Linked DNA regions of Homo sapiens: region 2 is linked to region 1. A link is a loop called in an ENCODE intact Hi-C map of the cell type or tissue named here. Cell type or tissue: endothelial cell of umbilical vein. All regions are shown on one strand.

The links. Peaks named below come from ENCODE experiments on the same cell type or tissue, not always from the same donor. Only the 100,000 strongest peaks of a DNase experiment are listed, where the experiment ranks them.
Region 2: it touches region 1 in a loop (5-fold over the local background); 1 of 110 quality-filtered maps calls a loop at or near these places.

What each region holds. Positions count from the first base shown.
Region 1 is chr7:22,081,537-22,085,536 of GRCh38, forward strand. No RefSeq gene overlaps it. Among named protein-coding and RNA genes, the nearest start is that of CDCA7L, 140 kb to the left of the region's middle. RefSeq lists enhancers at 195-339, 2,196-2,340 and cis regulatory regions at 267, 2,268. In endothelial cell of umbilical vein, a CTCF peak has its summit at 1,528; a DNase peak (open chromatin) is centred at 1,565; H3K4me3 peaks cover 1,214 bases; H3K27ac peaks cover 404 bases; H3K27me3 peaks cover 461 bases.
Region 2 is chr7:21,520,176-21,524,175 of GRCh38, forward strand. No RefSeq gene overlaps it. Among named protein-coding and RNA genes, the nearest start is that of DNAH11, 21 kb to the right of the region's middle. In endothelial cell of umbilical vein, no CTCF peak of the experiment used is centred here; no DNase peak of the experiment used is centred here.

The DNA of each region.
Region 1 (4,000 bases):
ACCAGAGTGGGGAGGGAACACAGGAGAGGAAGAATTTTTGTAGGGTCACCTTGGGTCCTGTCTGGGAAGATAGCCAGGAGTAACTGGAGTGGTCTTGGCTGGAGGATGACTACATTTCTAGGGGCTGAGGGAGGTAAGGAAGGACTCAGTTCCCCAAGCCTTTCCCCCTGAGAGTTCACACTCCCCGTGAAAGGACTACACAGGGAAGAGTATGTACTCCCGTGACCCAACACTGGCACTTGCTGCATGTGGCAGATCTTTAGTATTACGTTGATGCAAAAGTATTTGCGATTTGCCCATTACTTTTAAAGGCCAAAACAGCAATTACTTTTGCAGCACCATAATACTTTTTTGTTATCGGAGTTCTTGCAGGTAACCACAACCAGCAAGTGCTAGTGTGGGGTCACCACTGAAGGGCAGAACTTTCCAGCTTTGTCACCAGTGCTCCCACCCTGGGCTGCCTTCTGGAAAAGTCAGAAACCTGGGAAAGCAAGAAGGGAAAGGAGGAGGACAGGGCCAAGGACAGAAGGAGAGGAGAAGCTACCGGGACCCCTTCCCTGTCTAAACCCCACCCCCAAGACTCAAGATCAAGGCGAGGAAGATGTGCCTCAATTTAAAGTCAACACTGAAATTTTGACTATAGGACTTGCCTTTCAATTGCAACACGGTCATTGTTTCGTTATTAGAGGTGATTATTTTCATTTTTTAGAAAACCTAAATGTGACCAAAAAGTCCTTATTAGAGGGAAGAACTTAAAAGGACAATGGGTGACAACATTTTTAGATATTGATGAGTGTTATACATAACAATAATATAAGATGGTGGGAATTGTGGAGAGGGAGCGCTTTTCTTGGGTAGTGTGATCAGAAAAGATTATCCGGAAATGACATTTGAGTGGAGGCCTGAATGAGTGGACAGCAGACGCTGCTGAGATGAGGGGGAGTGAGCTATAGGATCAGGAGTGAGAATGGCCACTTTCTGCCCTTCTCAGAGGTAAAATTACGAATGTAATTTCCTAATTACCCGATGAAACATATTTTGAACTAGAACACAGATGTTTGGGAAAACCTCCAGCAAATTGACTTAATCTGATTGATTTTCTGATTTAGTGTTTTTCTAAGCAAGAACTGCACCCGTTGTGACAGAAGAGGCGCTAAAGCTGCAAATTCCTGGGCCTCGACCCACTAGTTCCTAATCAGAAACTCCAGGGTGGAGACGCAGGATCTGCATCCCTGGGATCACACTGCCTTTCGAGAACCATCCACCTGCCAGCTCCAAGTAGGTCGAGGGAGCAGCGGCACCTGGGATCCCACCGGACCGGGAAGAGTCAAATCCAGGTTTCTCCCTGCTTCACCAAAAGGCCCCCTGCCTCCACCGCAACAGGAACAGTCTCTGTCTGGGAACTGCGGTTGCCTAAGGCTCGGTTTGCTCTTCAGCACTCCGGTCCCCCAACACCGCGTCAGGCGGCGCCCAGCCTCCCGGGGACTCGCAGACGCTCACTCCCCAGACCACAGCGACACCTGCCGAGGCCCCGCGGAACCGCGCTGCACAGCAACCCAGCGCGGCGGGGGGAGTGGCCTGGGGCCATTCTCCGGCCCCCACCCCCCGCCCGTGACCACCGTGCGCTGCCAGAGGGGAGGCTGCGGGAATGGCCAGCGAGGTCTCGCAGGGGGACTGGTTGTCTTTTAGGAAATCAAGGGGCCAGCGCCCCCAGTGCCGGCTGGGAGATGCCTTCAGAGTTCGAAGAGAAAAGATGCGACCTTCAATCCGCTCCATTCTCCGTCAGACAGGCCCTGCGGACGGAGCTCCTGCCACCGCTGCAGCCCCATGATGTGTGCTCCTACGCCCCGCCCCGCTGCAGCCCAGCCCACCCCACCCCCATACGGAAATCCTGCAGGAGAAACTGAAACACTAGCGACAGTGGGACATATCCCCGGGAGCAGTTGCGGGAGGGAGAGAAGGAAGGAGCAAAGGGGAAGAGGAAGAGAGAGAGAGAGCTCAAGGGAGCCTTCTTGGAAAGGTTTAACCCGACAGCTTGAAGGCGGCGGGTAGTAAAGCAGCGAACTGGTGAACGGGCGTCCTGACCCGCCACACTTCCCTCACCGACACCCCTCATCCGCGATACCCCACAGGACAGGATGTCCAGCTGCCCTCACTTATCGTGCCCCTGGGCATTTGAGGGGTTCAGAGAGAGAAACGCAGTAACTTATTACCCTCACATGATATATTTTCACTTTCTTCTCCTGATTGTCAGCTCAATTAGATAAGGGACCTTGTGTTTTATTCCGTTGTACCCCGTGCCTGACACATGGTAGCTGCTGGATAGAGATTTCTTCGATGATTGATTATAAAACACACTAATTTAGAGCTTACTATGTTATAAGATCTCCATCTTCAGTGACTCACTTATTCCTCACAAGAAGCCTAGGAGGTAAGGTTTTCCAATAAGGAGAGCCAGGCACCCCATAATGAACGTGCACGGTGTCACATTCCCAGCAAGTGCCGAAGCTGGGGTCAGATTCAGGCAACCTGGCCCAGTGCCCTCACAGTTCATCCGGCCTCCACATGGCCATTTTGTCCATGAATAAATGAATAAGTGAATGAGTGTATGCTAATTTTGATGAGTTGTCTGGGAAAATGTACAGGTTTTGGGGCTGGAAAAAGGTCTTAGTCATGACGGGGACCCTTTCTGATCGAGTGCTGGGGAAGAACTAGAACTCCTGGGGCCCCCAGGCTCTGCTACCTAAGTGCTGCGGAATCTTGCATATGGTCACCAGCCTCTGGTAGCTTATTACTTTGAGCAGTGCTGGTGGTTCTCAAATTTGTCTACATGTTAGAGTCACCCTGATGAGATTTTCTTTAAACCCAGTGGCTCAGGTCACCCCCTCCCCACACTACCTGAAATTAGAATCTTTCGGGGTTAATCCCAGACATCAGTTCAGCTTCAAATTTCTGAAATTTTCCCGGGTGGTTCCAATGTGCCATCAAAGCTGAGGACCTCATCGGTCTTCAGGGAAGCAGGAAATACATTCTTTCTCAAAGGGTGGCCACTGATCCTCTGAGAATCACTGGGTTTGCTTGTTTACAATGCAGATTCCTGGGCCCTGTTTGGATTTACCAAATCCAAATCTTCTGGAATGGGCCAGAAGATCTGCTCAAATGAACAAACAAAACTTCCCAGGTGATTTTTATGGCCATGAAAGTCCAAGAGCTGCTTGGAAAGCTGCTTTCAAAGTCTGGTGTTGTACCAGCAGCAGGACCTGGAACTTGCTAGAAAGGCAGATGCTCTGGCCCCACCCAGCATCTGCGTTTTAACAGCAATCTGTGTTTAATAAGCCCTGCAGGTGACCTTGGGTGCCAAAATTTGAAAACCAGTAACAGGCCTCTGGAATCATACAGCCCTGGGTTCAAATTCCAGCCTGGTCACTCACTAGCTGTATTAGTCTGTTCCTGCACTGCTATAAGGACATACCCAAGACTGACTAATTTATAAAAGAAAGAGTTTTAATTGTCTCATGGTTCTGCAGGGCTGGGGAGGCCTCATGAAGCTTACAATCAAGGTGGATGGGGAAGCAAACACATCCTTCACATGTGGCATGAAAGAGAAGTGCTGAACAAAGGGGGAAAACCCTTATAAGCGATGGTCCTCATAAAACCACCAGATCTCATGAGAACTCACTTACTATCACAAGAACAGCATGGGAAAAACCACCCCGATGATTCGATTACCTCTCTCTGCATCCCTCCTGCAACACATGGGGATTACGGGAACTACAATTCAAGATGAGATTTGAGTGGGGACAAAGCCAAACCATATCATTCCACCCCTGGCCCCTCCCAAATCACATGTCCTCACATTTTAAAACACAATCATGCCTTTCCAACAGTGCCCCAAAGTCTTAGCTCTTTCCATAATTAATCCAAAAGTCCAAGTTCAAAGTCTCATCTGAGACAAGGTAAGTTTCTTCCTCCTATGAGCCTGTAAAATCAAAAGCAAGTT
Region 2 (4,000 bases), 560 kb before region 1:
TCATTTCACTTCAGGATACTTAAGACTGACTCAAAAATTCCTGTAAAATGTATGTAAGATGCAGCTTCAGTGGATTATGATGCCTCAAACCATCTTAGAAGGCAAATCAGAGAAAGGGAGACGATTACAGCTGGTTTGTATGTCAACAAATGTGATTACTTCCTAAACTGTCTTTTCAGTGATTTTTCAAAAAAAAATCTGTTAACTGTATTTATTGAATATAAGACACAATTGATTATTTCATATACCACTAAAAAAAACCCTGCCAATTACACTATAATCCATTACTTTAATATCATTTAAAAGCTTTTTTAAACTTATAAAAGAGCTGTTAGACTTGTTGATATATTTTATCATATATCATTCTTCTTTCTACGTTAGAAATGCAAGTGAAATGTATTACCCAAAGTAATCTATGGATTCAATGTAACCTCTATCAAAACACTAACAACATTCTTCACAGAAATAGAAAAAAATGCTAAGATTTGTATGGAACCACAAAAGACCCTGAATAGCCAAAGCAATCTGAACAAAAAGAACAAAGCTGGGAGGCATCACACTACCAGACTTTGAAATATATTACAAAGCTATAGTACCCAAAACAGAATTATACTGGCCTAAAAACAGTCTAGGTAGACCAATGGAACAGAATAGAGAACTCAGAAATAAATCCACGTATTCACAGCCAGCTGATTTTCAACAAAGTCTCCAAGAACATATAACCGGAGGCTGGGTGTGGTGGCTCATGCCTCTAATCCCAGCACTTTGAGAGGCTATGGTGGGAAGATCACTTGAGGCCAGGAGTTCAAGAACATACAATGGGGAAAGGATAGTCTCTTCAACAAATGGTACTGGGAAAACTATCCATATGAAGAAGAATAAAACTAGACCCCTATCTCTTACCATATACAAAAATCAACTCAAAATGGATTAAAGAATTAAAGGTAAGACCCAAAACTGAAATCACTGGAAGAAAACATGGGGAAACACATCAAGCCATTGGTCTAGGCAAAGATTTTTTTGGATAAGACCTCAAAAACACAGTTAACAAAAGCAAAAATAAATGGGGTTATATTAAATTAAAATGCTTCTGCACAGCAAAGGAAAACAACAGAGTGAAGAGACAACCTAAAAAATGGGAGAAAATATTTGCAAGCTATCCATCTGGCAAGAGATTCATATCCAAAATGTATAAGGAACTCAACCAAGAGCAAAAAAGCAAATAACTTGATTAAAAAATGGGCAAAATAATCTGAATTGACATTTCTCAAGAGAAGACATACAAATGGCCAACAGATACATGAAAAAAATACTCAACATCACTAATCATCAGGGAAATGCAAGTCAAAATGACAATGAGATATCATCTCATCCCAGTTAAAATGGCTATTATCAAATAAACAAAAAATAGCAAATGCTGACAAGGATGCAGAAAAAGAAGGCCTCTTATATACTGTTGGTAGGAATGCAAATTAGTACAGTCATTATAAAAAACAGTATGTAAGTTCCTCAGAAAACTAAAAATAGAAATAGCATTTAATTCAGCAATTCTACTACTGAGTATATATTCGAAGGAAAGGAAATCAGAATGTTGAAGAGATATTTGCACTCCCATGTTTATTGCAGCACTGTTTACAATAGCTAAGATATGGAATCAACCAAAGCACCCATCAATGGACAAATGGGTAAAGAAAATGTGGTGTATATACACAATGGAATATTATTTAGCTGTAATAAAATGATTTGTAATTTTTGGCAACATGGATGATCCTGGAGGATATTATGGTAAGTGAAATAAGCTAAGCACAGAAAAACACTGCACATTCTCACTCATATGTGGAAGCTAAAAAAGTTGGTCTCATAGAATAGAGGTTACCAGAGGCTGGGGAGGGGTAGGGAGTTGGCAGAGGGATAGAGAGGTTGGTTAATTGATACAAAATTAAAGTTAGATAAGAGTAATAAATTCTATAGCACAGCAGCGTGGCTATAATTAACAATAAATTATAGTGTATTTTAAAATACCTAGAAGAGAGGATTTTGAATGTTCTCTACACAAATAAATGGTAAATGTCTGAGGTGATGGATGTGTCAATTACCCTGATTTGATCATTACACAATACATACAATTATGTGCCAATTTGAAATACATACATATATAAATGAAATAGTTTCTTCACATCAGTGACTTTGTTTGTTTGTTTGTTTGTTTGTTTGTTTTTGAGACAGAGTTTCACTCTGTTGCCCAGGGTGGAATGCAGTGGAATGATCTCGGCTCACTGCAGCCTTGACCCCCTGGGCTCAAGCGATCTTCCCACCCTAGCCTCCTGAGTATCTGGGACTATAGGTGCACACCACCATGCCTAGCTAATTTTTAATTTTTTTGTAAAGACAGGGTCTCACCATGTTTTCCAGGCTGGTCTCAAACTCCTGGGTTCAAGTGATCCTCCTGCCTCAGCCTCTCAAAGTGTTGGGGTTACAGATGTGAGCCACCATGCCTGGCCAGTGATAACCTTATCATGTTTTTGCCCACGAGTGGTAGTTTTAAAACTATGTTCACAAATTTTTTGATATTCCTCTCTTCAATAGATGGAGCCTAAGTCCCCTCCACTTGGGTGTGGCATGGACTTAATGACTTGCTTCTAATGAATAGCATAAAGTGGATGTAACAGCTGTGATTTCAGGCACTAGGTCATAAAAAGTCACTGTGGCTTCCCTCTTAGTTCTCTTAGATTGTTTGCTTCAGGGAGGCCACACACTATGTCATACATAATCCTATCAAGAGGCCCAATATTGCTCAGATATCTGGGCAATAACCACCTAAGTGAGCTTGGAAGTGGTCCTCCAGCCCAGTCAAGTATTCAGATGACTGCAGTCCCAGCCAACATTTGGACTACATCTCATGAGAGACCCTGAACTGGCAAACCCAACTAAGCTGGTCCTAGATTCTTGACCAACAGAAACTAATAAATGTTTGTTGTTTTAAACTGCTACATTTTGGGGTAATTTGTTATGCAATAATAGATAACTAATATACCGTAAGTCAACAATTTTCGACCAATACCTTCTGTGCCCTTAAAAGCATAAACGATGCAGCATTTCTTAAAAGGAGCCTCCATTATTATCTTTGGGAATTTTCTCTACACTAATGGTATACATTCTACAAGTTTTGCTGGAGATATATGGGCAATAATACCTACAACATACCTGCCTGTTGGCAGACCACAAATGACACATCTCTCTTTCAAAGATGTTAAAATACGGGGGAAAATGTGCTTCATAGAATCAGTGAAAGACGTTTTAGGTCATGTTTATTATCTGCCTTCCGCCTCCATCAACCCCTTTCTCTCTCTAAGAACTTGATCTTGTCCATTTCAGGACAAACCTGAGGTTCGTAGAGGGTTAGTGTATTTACATCCTCCACTTTACATGCACCGCACAGGGCTTGTATGGTTATGGGGGGAAAAGCCGTTGGTGTGAACTGAAAGAATGCTTTGTTAACTCAAACATTTCTCAGCCCAAGAAACCTTTGCTATGAGTGTCACAAAGGGGAATACCTTCTTTGTGGGGTCCTGAAATTGCTGGGTAAGTGGTGATGGTGGTTGTTGGGAAAGGAGCTTATGATGCTGGTGGAATTTTGGGTCTTAAAGAGGGCATATTAATCTTTAAAGAATTGGAAATATTTCAGTTACATGTAATGGTCTATATCTTGCAACAATTCATTACCAGCATATTAGGTAATGCATACACACACACACACATATATATATATATAGAGAGAGAGAGAGAGAAGCAAGAATGCAAACAATTAGCAGTGCCACACCCAACGGGTGCATAGTCAAAGCAAATATAAAATAAAGACAGAGATTTACCTGACCTAACCACACTGATATCCTCCTTTAATCCTTCTCCAATAAGTAAGATATCACGTATGGAAAGGTTTTTAAACTATTAAGCACTAGACCAATGTACACTTTAATTACATACGTGGGCTGCCTCAATG